2 separate regions of the Homo sapiens genome follow, and region 1 is linked to region 2. A link is an interaction called in ENCODE POLR2A ChIA-PET data of the cell type or tissue named here. Cell type or tissue: PC-3. All regions are shown on one strand. Each heading gives the region's core, and the rest is flanking DNA. Links, peaks and the distances in the headings are about the cores only. Region 1 has its middle 750 kb from the start of COX7C. Region 2 overlaps LOC105379063 (a long non-coding RNA gene).

Region 1 (8,343 bases), core at 2,265-7,264, 140 kb after region 2:
GGGCTCTGCTTGGCACTTCTTACCAAAGTAGCTCTCACTCTAAGGGTCAGAAAGCAGTATGCTCATTTTTACCAGTTACTTGTATTTTTGCTATGAACTCTAGGATAGAGAAACAAATACCAGATGGATCTGCAGTCTCATGGGATTTACTGTGAGACCTATTTGGGCAAAGGCTTATATCAAACATCTTTCCTTCATAAACCTTGACTTTGACTGCTAGATCACTGTAGATTTATGGATCCCCAGGAGTTAGTGTTTCAGTTCAGAGACAATTTCTGATAACCCAGTGTAATTTTTCTTTCCTAAATGTGGTGTCACTCTGGAAGAGGTCTGCAGTTCACATTTTAGAATAACAGAGGAAAGACTCACATTATTCTGTTGTGAGCAAACAGCATGGTTCTTCCTCAAGAGAACTGGGTTTCCTATCAATGATGATTGGTTGTGGATTGGCTTAGACTTGGGAATAGAGTAAGGAGTTCTGGATCCCTGTCAGTGTTACTGAAGTTAGGTCTCTGCTTTCCACGCCTAGAGGTTTTCCACTTACATGTTTACAGCAGTACCTCAGTGAGATGTCCATCTCTTTCATTAATAAGGATCTTATATTCAATTAAATATTGCCACAAACCTCCAAAACATTGTGATTAAAACCTTGTTGCTGAAGTTTAATATTGAAATGGCATTCAAATTGTTACTCAGGTTAAGCAGCCATCTATTGCTTTTAACATTCCAAAATGTGTTATTCTTAATCCCACTGAGGTATTTTCTATTGTCATTGTTAATTTACAGAGAAGACACCAATAGTTATTTGATGATGCTGGTGGGTTCCTCATCAAATCATTTTGCATGCCAGGAGTGTCCACCTGGAAGATATGGTTAGGGAGTGGCTGAGAAGGTTGTACATAATACAGTCACTCCAAAAATTCAATTTCTCTGTGCTTTCATACTCCTTCCTCCTAAGAATATCTGGGGAGTTCTGCCTTTCAACTGACGGGTAGGCCACAGCTGAATTTATGTTTCAACTGAACTTAGAGAATGTTAATGCCGTGCAAATGTGCATGAGCCAATTATTTAAATTAAAAATTTCCTTAGGAGAATCAGCATGTACTTGTGATGTAACTACCCACTTCACATGCAATACTTTTAAGCAGAAAAAAAGATGATTCCTCCACAGAAGGAGAAATTGCTTTTGCTAACAAAAAACTTTCAGAAGAATTTCGGCATAAATATTCTCAGCCTCATCTCATCTGGTCTATGCTTGCTTAGATTTTTTTCATTGTGTATTTCAGAGTTTCACTTTTTTCCTCCAAGTGTACTTATTTTAGCATAAGAAAATGTAGTTGGGTTATATATTGGCATTGTAACTTTAATTTTTACAATTAAGCCCTGGGCTTGATTCTAAGACATGTCTTCCCTGAAACTATAAAAGATAAGAAACTTTTTTTCAGAATTGCCACTGAGGCATTCTATTTTTTCATCCTTGTTCTGTATAAACTCTAAAATTTTCAAAGGTAGCTGCTTCAAGCCATAATGTTAGTAATCATGATTGCTGCCTTTGTAACTAAGTGATAGCTGTGTGACTGCCATTGCCTTGCCCTCCATTTGCAACCCATTCCATCCATAATTAAAAGATTGAAAAGAGTTACTTCAAGCCAGTTTACCCATATGTAATTTCCCTTCAACGAGGACATCATAGTATATATTAAAAATGTGATAGCAATCCAATGTCAGGTTTCATTTTAAAAATCTGTTTTCTGTAGTCATTCCTAGTTCCAACAATCTCATAAATCCTGAGAGGAAATTATTGGCATATTCAAAGGGGGAATGAATGAGTTTAATGAAAAGATAATTTACAAAGGTGACTACAGAATCAAGGAAAACCAACTAGGATAATGCAGGGCTCTTGCAGGTAAAACCCAGAAAAGGGTGAGGCCACGCCTATGACTGGGTCTCCCTAAGATTTTAACTCTCAGAATTCTCCACACTGAACTTCTAGCATTTCACCAATTAAAGTTTAGGCTTTTCTAACTGGGCACTCATTCCTGCAGAGGTTTCCCCTCCAGTAAGATGTGATTCTCTATACCCGCCTGTCTGTCTCTCCAGTTTGGGGAGCAGTGGTTTGCCCTGTGACTTCACTTTGCTAAGGATCTAAGACGAGCTATTGAATTTTCAGTTTGTTCAACTTTTTATTTGGTGTTAGTACAGCAAGTAAGCTTCTACACTTCATACAGACCAGACTGGAAACCAAAAGCTTCTGTGTACTATTAACTGTTAAATGAGTAAAAGAAATTAGAAGAAACTGGACCAACCAGTTTTATTATAAGAACAATAATAATTCATATTTTTGTTTCAAGACCTAAGCTTAGTTATAAATTCAATACTGACTTTATCTATGCTTCTTGGATGTCTCCACTTGAATATCTTATAGGCATGCCCAAAACTATACTCATCGTCACCTTATTTAACTCTGTGTACTTCAATGAAGCAATATCTATCCACCAGTTTGAATCAGAAGACAGTCACTATTATTTACCCCTCTCTTCTCTTACACTCATATTTAAATACAGTAGAGTGTGATTCTTTTATGATTCTCAAGTGTGTTCATCTGTCATCTCTACTGTCATGATTCCTAATCATGCTATATCCCCAGAGACAATTCTGAAATCTAAATGTCCTTTAAAATTTGAGTCCTGTGTACTTACTAAATCCCAGATAACACAGTGCTTTAATGCTATTAAGGGTATTGTTGTGATAGATTGAAAATACTTATATTTCCATTAATTTGTTTTTCTTAGGTCATTACCAATTATTTGTATTTTTGTTTTTAGAATGTTTTGTTCATTTAAATAATGTCAAAATAATTATAATTTTACTATTGAATATTAATGCATTAGTTGAAATGTGAGCTAAGAAAATCCAGAGATACCTATCAATTCCGTTCATTTTACAATTTTAAAACTTTTCAACGTAATGTACTTATTTAGCAATTATTTTCAAGAAAGAAGTAAATTTTGTAGATATAATTTTGGTATACTACAATATTTTTCTCCATTTACATATTTTAAAGGGGAATTGGAAAAAAGTGAGTAGCTACAGACATTTGAAGTTTTATACGTATCTTTGTGGCTTCACAAATACAAATGTTGTAAACAGGTTGTAGAGGTGCATTGAGGCCCAGGTAGATAATAAAATTAATAAAAAATTATAAACTTTTCCTGGTAAGTTTAATAATAAAATATAAATAAAACATAACTGACAGTTTATTTTTAAAAAACTGTAACCTTAAATTTTATTAAGATTTGAAGAAATACAGTCCAGGTGGTTATGACAGTGCTCAGTTGCAACTGAATTTACATGTTTTATGTGCTGATTGCCTTTGTTTTAGCTGAGATCTTTTTCCCACTTCAAATCTAGTAAAACTCTTCAGCTCCAGTAGTGCACATAAGTTGTGCTAAACTCCTCAAAGATATTCCTGGTACTGTAGAGTTAATGTTCTCATGTCATCTCTGACATCAATAGTTGTTCTGTAAAATATTGGCATCTTCCTTGAATTTCACCCAAACAAAATCAGTAATAAACATAAACCTCATCTATATAATACATCAATCTAGTAGAATTAATGGAAGATTTGGAGTTTAGAGAAGGACATTTCATCATAGCAACTCTGTAATAAAGAGTCCAACCGTTTTTTTGATGTTTGGCTACTGACATTGTTTTAAACTTCATCTTTCTTTCCCCTTTGGTTCTACATATGGACAGACTTATTACAAGGTGTACATTGGCACCCTTGGGAAATATGAACCTTGTACATCTCCAGCCAGCATGGGAACTTTTCCCCAATCCCACCCCCTAGCGTCTGTGAAAGAGCTAACTCCCTCTGCTTCCCGCAAGGCAGTCTGGATCTGCTTGTGCAAGCTGTGCTCTCCCCTGTAGTCCCTTGCATGAATAATAAACTATTTCTATGGCGGGGGTTTGCAGTCTGCACATCTGAATCAAAGTTTGGGCAAAAGTCCACCCTTCTTCTACTACACGCTGACAAAGCAAACTCAGACACATTCAGGTTGCAATGTGGATATACATGCTGTTAATTGGCTGGGCGCTGTGGCTCACACCTGTAATCCCAGCACTTTGGGAGGCCGAGGCGGGCAGATCACGAGGTCAGGAGATCGAGACCATCCTGGTTACTACGTCTCTACTAAAAATACAAAACCCCGTCTCTACTAAAAATACAAAAAAATTTGCCGGGCGTGGTGGCGGGCGCCTGTAGTCCCAGCTACTCAGGAGGCTGAGGCTGGAGAATGGCATGAACCCGGGAGGAGGAGCTTGCAGTGAGCCGAGATCGCACCACTGCACTTCAGCCTGGGGGACAGAGTGAGACTCCGTCTCAAAAAAAGATTAAAAAAAATGCTGGTAATTGTTCTTTTCAAATCTTATTTCTTGGGATACTTTGTATTACCTCTTTCCTCCACGTTCAATACTAGCTTCACGTCATCTTGTTGCATATCTTCCTTTTCCTCCTATCATCTCTCTCTTACTCTACAGACTCTTCTTTATTTATCACACAGAAAATTTTAGCTAGTTCTTTTATAGACTTGCTACCTAATGACTGCCCCTAGGGTCTCACCTTTCCCCACAAGACAGTTATAAATGTATTTACTAAACAAAATCCACTTCTCTGCTAGAGGGAGTTATGGTGACATTTTCTTACATCTATGAATGTGTACATCTATATTTTTACTCCTTCAAAAATCCTGACAAACATCAGAATGAAGGTGCAGCACATTCAATCATCTTTTTTCTTCTGGTGGAACAACATTTTTTAGAGGTATAAGCTATTTTTATGAAACTTTAGTCTTCTTGTGAAATCAAGAAATACTCAATTCATGTCTTTCCTATGATTATTATTAATTTATTTTACTTTTTTAATCCTATCTTACATAGTTTAATAGACTCATGCTTTTGTATTTACCAATCTGTACACTTTTTCTAACATGAATTTTCTAGAGAACAAATCTGTTTTCCTTTCTATTAATAATTTAAATACATTTAAAAAATAACTTGAAAAGTTTCCTCATCCCCTCAGCTTGAAATGATACTATCTCAACAAGAAAAAGAAAAACATCAGAGCAGCATCAGATGACATAAATTGATGAAACATTCTCTCCTTTCTCAGAAACACCGTATGCCTGTTAGTAATTTATTTTCTCTCATCTCTAAACTTGCTCTTTTCTACAATCCTTTTTGATTTTGGGACTGGGACTGTGAAAAGCACATTTCTGCTGTTCCAGATGGCTCCCTGTTAGCCCATTTATCCTGCAGGTTGCAAATGTTTTTTGTGAAAAATCAGACCTTGGCGATGACCTTGAGCAGTAGTATATACATGACTCCCACAAGCTTAGTGTTCCAGTAATGGAACACCTGACATAAATGGGTTAAGGTCTGAAAATAGATGGCACCAGGAGACTATAAGCTTGGAGGAGGAGGAAGGGACTTCTTAATTCCTGGGGCATTCTTGTGGGCTTTTTGTCTGTTTCTCTACTTGTGAGTATCACCTTAACACACTTTTTCACTCTGGCAGTGAAAATTTCTTCCTGTAGCAACAGCTGAGTGCAGCTGGCAGTTTTTGCCAATATTAGAAACACTAATTTTATTCTGTATTCTTTCAGCAGCACCAGCTGGTGCCCAGTGCTGAGTTTTCAACATTCGTCATTATTAACTTTATCTTGAATGAACAGTTGAAGGTTCTGAATAAGAGACAAATTTTTATTAATTACCTATCTCAATCTGTATGAACTGCTATAACAAACTACCATAGACTGGGTGGCTTATAAGCAGGAGAAATGTATTTTTCACGTATCTGGAGGCCGAGAAGTCCTAAATCAAAACACCATCGGATTTGGTGTCTGATGAAGGCCTGCTTCCTAGTTCATAGATAGCCTTCCCCTGGCCGTGCCCTCATATGGTAGCAAGGTTGAGAGAGCACTCCAGAGTCTCTTTTCTAAGGGAACTAATGTCACTCATAAGGGCTCCAACCTCATGACCTACACACCTGCCAAAGTCCCCACCTCTTAATACCATCTCATTGATAATTAAGACTTCAATATATTATTTTGTGGAGAACAGAAATATTCAGTTTACAGCATTACTTTACAGAAAAGTATGTTGACCCCCCTTTGCCATAGACCTTACCAATGGGACAAATCAATGAAAGCCAGATGGAAAATAAAATATACCAGAGTAACCAGTCACTTCACAGGCAAGGAAGAGGGATAACATTTATATACAAGACAAAGTTGTCCCTAGTTCTTCCTGAAAAAAAAAAATGTTATTTTTATAAAAACATAAACAAATAATGGACACGTATACATTTATACATATTTTTATGCATGGATACATGCAAATACATAGAGAAAGAGAGAGAGCATTTGCTCCTTGGATATGAGTTGGAATAATCCTGGGTCCTGACTCTAACACCTTGCAATGTAGGCACATCTTTCTAAGGGTCAGATAATAAACCCTGGGGCTTCTGACTTTTATGACTTAGAGATGTCTTCAAAGTCTGGACTTTGTATTTCTGGAAATATAAATATACATGGACACAGCACTTTAATCTTTATGGGACTTTGTGAGTTAACCTAGGGTCTTAGTCTATACTGTAACTATTTGGTCCTCTCAGTTCAGAGCACTTGACTAGAAAAATGGCCAAAGATCAAATTCTCATATTATACCAAGAGAAAAATGCTTCGATAGTATGTCAAATCAGCATTAGCTTCTTATACGTTGCTTACATTTCTGTATCTCAGCGAGTGACCTAAGACCATTTAACAGCACTGAGAAATCTGGATAATTTTTTTTTCCTACTCCTGGGTCCATCATTCTTTCCTTGCTGTGTACATTTACCATTACTGAGCAGTAGTCCCATCCTTAAAGTAAGTGTTTTGTTTTGTTTTATCTAAGTCTCCTTCCCTAAACTCTTAATTTTTAAATTTTTAATATTTATGGATACATAGTGTATATATTTGTAGGATACAGGATGTAGTTTGATACAGGCATACAATGTGTAATAACTGCATCAGGGTAAATGGGGCATCCATCACCTCAACCTTTTATCCTCGCTTTGTGTTATAAACAATACAATTATACCCTTTTAGTTATGTTGAAATGTACACTAAATTATTGTTGACTGTAGTCACCCTGTTGTGCTATCAAATACTAGATCTTATTCATTCTAATTATAGTTTTGTACCCATTAACCATACCCACTTCTCTCCACCCTCCCTACCCTTACCAGCCTTTGGTAACCATCATTCTATTCTCTCTCCATGAGTTTGTTTGTTTTCAGTTTTAGCTTTCCCAAATAAGCTTTGCAATAAGTAATGCAAAGTTTGTCTTTCTGTGCCTGGCTTTTTTTTTGCTTAATATAATGATCTCCAGTTCCATCCATGTTATTGCAAATAACAAGATCTCATTCTTTTTTATGGCTGAATAGTACTCCATTGTATGCATGTACTACATTTTCTTTATCCATTCATCTGTTGATGGACACTTAGATTGCTTCCAAATTTTGGCTATTATAAATAATGCTGCAACAAACACAAGAGTGCAGTTACCTCTTCAATATCCCTATTTCCTTTATTATAGATATATACTTAGTAGTGGGCTTGCCGCATCATATAGAAGTACTATTTTTAGTGTTCTGAGGAACTTCTGTTCTGTTCTCCATAGTTTTTGTACTAAATTACATTCCCAGGGACAGCGTATGAGGGTTTCCTTTCTCCACACCTTCACGTATTCTCATTATTGCCTGTCTTTTGGATTTAAGCCATTTTTTGGCATCAGATGATATCTCATTGTAATTTTAATTTGCATTCCTCTGATGATCATTGATATTGAGTGCCTTATCATATACCTGTTTACCATTTCTGTTTCTTTTTTAGAGAAATGTCTATTCAGATCTTTTGTCCAATCTTAATTGGATTATTAGTTTTTTTTCCTATGAGTTATTTGAGCTCCATATATATTCTGGTTATTACTCTTTTGTCAGATGGATAGTTTGCAAATAATTTCTCCAATTCTGTGGATTGCCTCTTCACCTGTAAACGCCTAAATTTTAACAATTCCAAACATTTTCTTTTATTCCCCCAGTCCCAGGTTGCTGTTTCCTTTTCTTGCTATATACACTGGAGTTTTCTTTACCTTTACAGTTAAATGTTTACAAGGAAATCACAATCCCTTATATTAATGTGTATCTGTTCAAAAAACAGATGGTGATTTTCACCTGCCAAGGTCTTCACTATTGCACTTTCAATTCCTTCCTGAAAAAGAATTATAGGAATTAGAAATTTG
Region 2 (8,343 bases), core at 2,172-7,171:
TAACGGATTACTTAGCATACAATACAATATTGTTATCTACAGGCACAATATTGTACAGCAGATCTCTAGAACTTACTCATCATGAATACCTGAAACTTTATATCTGTTAATTAGTAACTCTCCATTTGCCCTTCCCCCAGACTTCTGACAACTCCCATTTTACTTTTTGCTTAGGTGAGTTTGGTTATATTTGTTACTTCATGTAAATGCAATGGTGTAGTATTTGTCCTTGCATGATTGGCTTATTTCATTTAGTATAATGTTTTCCGGCTTTATCCATATTGGCTCATAATGTAGGATTTTCTTTTTTTTTTTAAGTTGAATGATATTCCATTGTATGTATATACCACATTTTGTTTTGTCCATTCCTCTTTTGATGCACATTTAGCTTGTTTCCACAACAACCAAAATTACTATTACAGAGAGTACTGCTGCAATGTACATGGAAATGCTAATATATTTTTGAGATCCTGATTTCAATTCTTCTGAATAAATACTGAGAAGTGGGATTGCTGGATCATATAGTGGTTCTATTTTTAAGCTTTAGAGGCATCTCCATGTTTTTTTCATAACAGCTACACCATTTTGAATTCCCCCCAACTGTGTACAAGGGTTCCAAAAATGTTTACTTAATTATCTGATCAATCTTTTTGCTTCCACTAAATTAATTTGGATCACTGTAATTTTTAAAAAAGCATAAAATTCAAGGAAATGAAAATTGACAAAAATGTACCAAAACAATTTGGTAGGTTTGGATGAATTGTTTTTCCAAGCCCTCATAGATTGCTTTTCCAAAGTTTTGTGTATTATTATTATTTTTATTTTTGAGACTGGATCTCTATCACCCATGCTGGGATGCAATGGTGTGATCACAGCTCACTGCAGCCTAGACTTCCCAGACCCCAGCAATCCTCCTACCTCAGCCTCTGGAGTAGCTGGGACTACATGGATGTACCACCATGCCCAAATTTTTTTTTTTATTTTTTTGTAGAGAAGGGGGTCTCCCTGTTTTGCCCAGGCTGGGCTTGAACTCCTAGGCTCAGGCAATCCTCCTTTTTTGGCCTCCCAAAGTGCTGGGATTAAGGCTTCACTAGACCCAAAAATTATTTTTAAGAGAGGATAGAACATTCAAATGGCATGCAAAAAGATGGTAGCTAGTATTATATAGTAGTACATTTGCTACTACTGGCTATAAAAATACTTGTCAGCAAATAAAATGATTTTATATTTTGACTTTTTACTATTAAGATATGTGCCATTTAATTCTATTTAGCTAAGTCATCATGATATATAAATGTACATTAGTTTCAGTGACAGACTCCGCATGGTCAATTATCCTAATTAGTTACCCTCTTCAAGAATTCTCCCAGCAAAGGTGGTCAGCTAGCATTGCTACACTTCAAAGAAAGCTATCAAATGACTTAACTATTTGTGTTCCTCTAACGCTTTATAATGTACTCTGATTAAATACCAAAGCCCTTAAGTAAATCTACAAGGTTCTTCAAAATAGCCTACCTCAACCCATCACTCTTCTCCCTTCCCTTCTGCTCTCACCAGAGAGGCTCCAACCTGAGAGGGCCTCCTGTCGCTCCTCCAAAACAGATGAAGCAGGTGTCTACCTTAGGGTCTTTCACTTACTGTTTCTTCTGTTCCCGCTGCTTTACCCCAAAATGTCTGCAAGACCCCATTCTGTCTGGGTCTTTATTCAAATGTAAACACAAGGAGGTCTTTTGGTTTCTCATTTAAACATTTTCAACTGACCTTCCTTTTTGTATTCCCTTTTCTTGCTTTTTGTTCTTAATGGCTGTTATCACCTTTGTTGCCTGTTATCACCTTTAATATACTATTTGCCTTCCTTTTCTCATTCCCTTTTCTTGCTTTTTGTTCTTAATGGCCCTAATCATCTTTAGTATAGTATTTAAGGTATTCATGCAGACTTTTAAAATTGTTAGTCTTTCCTCTTAGAGTGTAATTTCTATGAGTAAAGATTCTTTTTATTGATAGTTATATTTTCAATTTATAGAACAGAGCATGACTCAGAGTAGGTGCTTAATTAATATTTATTGCATGAGTAAATGATCCATAATATAGCTTTTGGTAAGTGCCATAATGAATGTTGGAAATAGGTATAGGGTTGCCAGATAAAATATAGGACAACCAATTACATTTGAATTTCAGCTAAGAAAGATAACGTGTTACTTTTGTGTAACTATTTTCCCAATTAATGCACAAGCCATATATATATTCTTTAAAAATTGTTTATTTGAAATTTATATTTCATTATTTGTATATCTGTTTGCTAAATCTGGCAAACCTAAATAACTATCACTGGTGAAACGAGTAGTTTTTTTAATTCGGTATCATAAATTCTTATTAATGAAATTGGTGATATTCAAGATAAATAGCATAAAATAAAGTATATTTTGTCTTTGCATGATAGAGTATGAGGATCTAGTGAAACAAGTAACCTAATTTAAAACTTTTTTTTTTTTTTTGCAGATGGCATTCTAGATTTAATCTCTAATAAACCTAATTTCAATGGTGGGACATTTAATGCAAATTTTCATCAGAAAGGAAAGGGATGGAGGAAAGTTTACCAAGCAAATGGAAAATAGAAACAAATGGGTTATAATCGTAATTTCTGACAAAACAGACTTTAAACCAACAAAGACCAAAAAAAGACAAAGAAAGACATTACATAATGGTAAAGCGTTCAATTCAGCAAGAAGAGCTAACTATCCTAAATATATATGCACCCAATACAGGAACACCCAGATTCATAATGCAGATTCTTAGGGACTTTCAAGGACACTTAGACTTCCACACAATAATAGTGGGAGACTTTAACATCCCCCTGACAATATTAGATAGATCACCAAGACAGAAAACTAACAAAGATATTCAGGACCTGAACTCAGCTCTTGATCAGGTGGACCTGATAAATATCTACAGAACTCTTCACCCCAAAACAACAGGATATACATTCTTCTCATCGCCACATGGCACTTACTCTAAAATTGATCACATAATCAGAAGTAAAACACTCCTCAGCAAATCCAAAAAAAAAAAAAATGAAACATAGCAGTCTCTCAGACCACAGCACAATCAAACTATAACTCAAGATTAAGAAATTCACTGAAAACCATACTGCTACATGGAAATTCAGCAATCTTCTCCCTGAGTTACTTTTGGGTAAATAATGAAATTGAGGAAGAAATCAAGAAGTTTATTGAAACTAATGAGAAGAAAGATACAACATAGCAGAATCTCTGGGATGCAGCTAAAGCAGCGTTAAGAGGGAAATTTATAGCACTAAATACCCACATCAAAAAGCTAGAAAGATCTAAAGTTAGTAACCTAACCTCACAGCTAAAAAACTAGAGAACGAACAGCAAACAAACCCTACAGCTAGCAGAAAATAAGAAATGACCAAGATCAGAGCTGAACTTAAGGAGACAGAGACATGACAAATCCTTCAAAATGTCAACAAATCCAGGAGCTGTATATTTTTTGAAAAAAATAATAAAATAGATCATTAGCTAGACTAATAGAGAAGAAAAGAGAGATGATTCAAATAAACACAATCAGAAATGATCAGGAGGATATTAACATTGACTCCCCAGAAATACAACCATCAGAGAATACTATAAACATCTCTATGCACATAAACTAGAAAATCTAAAAGAAATGGATACATTCCTGAACACATACACCCTCACAAGTCTGAATCAAGAAGAAACTGAATCCCTAAATAGAGAAATAATAAGCTCTGAAATACACGCAGTAATAAATAGTCTAGCAAAAAAAAAAAAGCCCAGGACAAGACAAATTTACAGCTTAGTAATACCAGAGGTACAAAGAAAAGCTGGTACCATTCCTACTGAAACTATTTCAAAATATTGAAAAGGGAGGATTCCTCCCTAGCTCATTCTACGAGGCCAGCATGATCCTGACACAAAAACATGGCAGAGATACAGCAAAAAAGAAAACTTCTGACCAATACCTTTGATAAACATTGGTGCAAAAATCCTAAACAAATGCCAGGCACTGTGGTTCATGCCTGTAATCCCAGCACTTTGGGAGGCTGAGGTGGGTGGACCACCTGAGGTCAGGAGTTTGAGACCAGCCTGGCCAACATGATGGAATCCCATCTCTACTAAAAATAAGGAAATTAACTGGGCGTGGTAGCAGGCACCTGTAGTCCCAGCTACTTGGGAAGGCGAGGCAGAAGAATCACTTGAACTCGGGAGGCGGAGGTTGCAGTGAGTTGAGATCATGCCACTGCATTCCAGCCTAGGCAACAGAGTGAGACACTATCTGAAAAAAAAAAAATTAAAGCAAACAAAACATCCTAAACAAAGTATTGGCAAACCGAAACCAGCAGCTCATCAAAAAGCTTATCCACCACAACCTAGCTGGCTTCATCTCTGGGATGCAAGGCTGATTCAACATACACAAATCAATAAATGTGATTCATTACATAAACAGAACTAAAAACAAAACCACAAAGTTATCTAAATAGCTGGAGAAAAGGCCTTTGATAAAAGTCAACATTTGTTCATGTTAAAACTCTTAATAAAGTAGGTATTGAAGGAACATACCTCAAAATAGTAAGACCCACAGCCAATATCATACTGAATGGGTGAAGCTGGAAGCATTCCCCTTGAAAATCAACAGGAGACAAGGGTGCCCTCTCTCATAGCTCCTATTCAGCACAGTATTGGAATTTCTGGCCAGGGCAATAAGGCAACAGAAAGAAATAGAGTAGTCAAATAGGAAGAGAGGAAGTCAAACTATCTTTGTGTGCAGATGACATAATCCTGTATCTAGAAAACACCATCGTCTCAGCCCAAAAGCTTCTTAAGCTGATAAGCAACTTGGCAAAGTCTCAGAACACAAAGGCAATGTGCAAAAATTGTTAGCATTCTGATACACCAACAACAGGCAAGCAAAGAGCCAAATCAAGAACGCAATCCCATTCACAATTGCCACAAAAAGAATAAAATACCTAAGGATACACCTAACAGGGGAAGTGAAGGATCTCAAGGAGAACTACAAACCACCACTCAAAGAAATTCGAGATGACACAAACAAATGGAAAAATATTCCACATTAATGGATAGGAAGAATCAATATCATAAAAATGGCCATACTGCCCAAAGCAGTTTATAGATTTAATGCTATTCCCATTAAACTACCATTGACATTCTTCACAGAATTAGCAAAGGGCTATTTTTAAGTTCATAGGAGCCAAAAAAAAAAAAAAAAAAAAAAAGCCCAAATAGCCAAGGCAATCCTAAGCCAAAGAACAAAGCTGGGGGCATCGCACTATCCAACTTCAAACTATACTGCATGGCTACAGTAACCAAAACAACACAATACTGATACAAGAACAGACACATAGGCAAATGGGACTGAATATAGAACCCAGAAATAAGACTGCACACCTACCACCATCTGATCTTTGACAAACCTGACAAAAACAAGCAATGGAGAAAGGATTCCTTATTTAATAAATGATGCTGGGAGAACTGGCTGGCCGTATGCAGAAAATGGAAACTGGACCCCTTCCTTAAACCACATACAAAAATCAACTCAAGATGGATTAAAGACTGAAATGAAACCCAAAACTATAAAAACTCTAGAAGAAAACCTAGGCAATACCATTTAGGACATAGGCATGGGCAAAGATTTCATAACGAAGCTGCCAAAAGTATTTGCAACAAAAGCAAAAATTGATAAATGGGATCTAATTAAACTAAAGAGCTTCTGTACTGCAAATGAATCTATCAACAGAGTAAACAGACAACCTACAGAATGGGAGAAAATTTTTGCAATCTACCCATCTGAAAAATGTCTAATATCCATCATCTATAAGAAATTTAAAGAAATTTGCAGAAAACAAAACCCATTAGAAAGTGGACAGAGGACATGACCAGACACTTCTCAAAAGAATACACACATGCACCCAACAAACATATGAAAAAAAATCTCAACATCATTGATCATTAGAGAAATGCAAATCAAAATCACAATGAGGTACCATCTCACACCAGTCTGAATGGCAATTATTAAAAATTCAAAAAACAACAGGTACTGGTGCGGTTGTGGTAAAAAAGGAGCACTTTTACACTGTTGGTGAGGGTGTAAATTAGTTCAACCATTGCTGGGTATATACCCAAAGGAAGATAAATCATTCTATTATAGACACATTCATGAGTATGTTCTTTGTAGCACTACTCCCAATAGCAAAGATATCAAATTAACTTAAATGCCATTCAATGATAGACTGGATAAAGAAAATGTGGTACATATACACTATGGAATACCATACAGCCATAAAAATGAATGAGATTAGGTTCTTTGCAAGGACATGGATGGAGTTGGAGGCCGTTATCTTTAGCAAACTAATTCAGAAACAGAAAACCAAATACCTCGTGTTCTCACTTTTACGTGGGAGCTAAATGATGAGAACACATGGACACATTGTGAGGAACAACACACACTGGGGCCTATCGGAAGGCAGGGGGTGGGAAGATGGAGAGGATCAGGAAGAATTGCTAATGGATGCTGGACTTAATACCTGAGTGATGAGATTATCTGTGTAGCAAATCACCACGGGACATGTTTACCTATGTAACAAACCTGCACATCCTGCACAATTACCTCTGAACTTAAAAGCTGGAAATAAAATAAAATGTATTTTTGTAGCTGACATTATAAATTTAATCCCTAATAGACCTAATTTCAATGATTGGACATTTAATGAAAATTTTAATCAGAAAATTGAAAATAGTAGACAGCTAGGACTTCGTGAACTTCTACCAAAAATGTTGTATGACTATATTTATAGTGTGTTCCTGCTTCTCACCCCCCCCGCCGACACATGCTAAAGTTTGTATGTGCATGTGTTGCAAAATTGTCAGGAAATTGCTCTGTGAATAAGACTGTGGTGGAAAAGCAATAATACTTACCTGTATCTAATTATTGTAGTAAACTAGAAAAACCTAATGGCTCTGTTTGACCTAATTATTTTGGGTCATTTTACAATGAAAAAGAATCACAGTTCATCACTATCAAGGTGATTGTGGAAAATGCATTAAATTTATAACATTAAATTACATTATATAATACATAAACTATATCTAAGTAAAGTTCAGAATTTGCTTTACCAATTTGGGAATAAATGCTTATTTGTCAGAAATAAAGTAAATTAATTATATTTGCATATATTTCTCATCTCAATTCAAGAATATGTGTTTTTTTCTGTCAATAATCAAATGTTCTCTTTCACAGTGTATGAGAAAGGAAAAACAGTAATTTCTATACAACTACACAAACTCATATAGACCTCACAAATTGAGAGTGGAACCAAGATGGAATATGCTTCTGTGTACTACTTTAATTTAATTTTTAATATGTACTTCTGCTTGTAGTCAGATGAAAAAAATGCATTAAAAATGGCTTTTCATCTTTCTAGAATTTTCTTCCTCTCCTGAATAGAAGCCCCAAAGCAAAAATATTTGTAAAACACAAGAAGTTAAGTAGCTATATACTTTCAACCTTATCAACTGTTTGGCTCTAGGTATAAAGGTAAGATATTTCATTCTTTTAAACGAAAGCACCACGTTTGAATATTCAGGTCTATCTTAAGGCTAAATTTTGAATTTGGAATATACTTTCTGATTCATTTTTTAAACTAGGAACATCTTATATTTGGTCTACATCTAGACTTTACTTTTCAAATGCATAAAGTACCAAAATTCTGTAATTTACCTATATATCATGTTCCATTATTAACTCTTATCCCAATACAACAGCCATGCAGGACAGCATTTTCTATTGTAGGTCTTCATACTTGTCATGGTTTTCAAAATAGTTTTTGGTGGTATATGAATATATACATGTATGTTAATATGTTAATACCTGGCACTATAAAACTATGTCATAGACCTGTCCTATAGACCTGTCCTTTAGACCTGAAATTGCCTACTAAAGTGGGCTATAAGGTGAAAGTATCCTGTCTCAAAATAAATCCCTTTATTGCTGCAAATACTGGAATGAGAATTCACTGAGCTTAGAATGCACAACTCTTGAAATAGTTTAGTGTCACTGCTTTGGTGTAGTTTTTGTGTATTCATATTAATTTTACCTTAACTAAACTGTGATTGTCTAGATGAGTGTTTCCCAAATAGGCCTTTAATTGACATTTGAACAATTTTGCTCTTTCTGTGTACCATTTGTACTTTTACTTACTTAACATGTTTATGTTCAATGCACATACGGAAAAAATATGTCTAGTCCATGAAGCCAGGGATTTCGTTTCAGGGACAGTATTGGCAA

The links. Peaks named below come from ENCODE experiments on the same cell type or tissue, not always from the same donor. Only the 100,000 strongest peaks of a DNase experiment are listed, where the experiment ranks them.
Region 1: POLR2A ChIA-PET joins it to region 2 with 5 read pairs; 2 of 35 experiments call an interaction of 5 or more read pairs at or near these places.

What each region holds. Positions count from the first base shown.
Region 1 is chr5:85,863,777-85,872,119 of GRCh38, reverse strand. No RefSeq gene overlaps it. Among named protein-coding and RNA genes, the nearest start is that of COX7C, 750 kb to the left of the region's middle. In PC-3, for the core only: no CTCF peak of the experiment used is centred there; no DNase peak of the experiment used is centred there.
Region 2 is chr5:86,005,005-86,013,347 of GRCh38, reverse strand. LOC105379063 (a long non-coding RNA gene) reads left to right here. Exons shown (of 3, transcript XR_948533.3): 3 at 2,500-4,082. Among named protein-coding and RNA genes, the nearest start is that of COX7C, 610 kb to the left of the region's middle. In PC-3, for the core only: no CTCF peak of the experiment used is centred there; a DNase peak (open chromatin) is centred at 4,417; H3K4me3 peaks cover 549 bases; H3K27ac peaks cover 872 bases.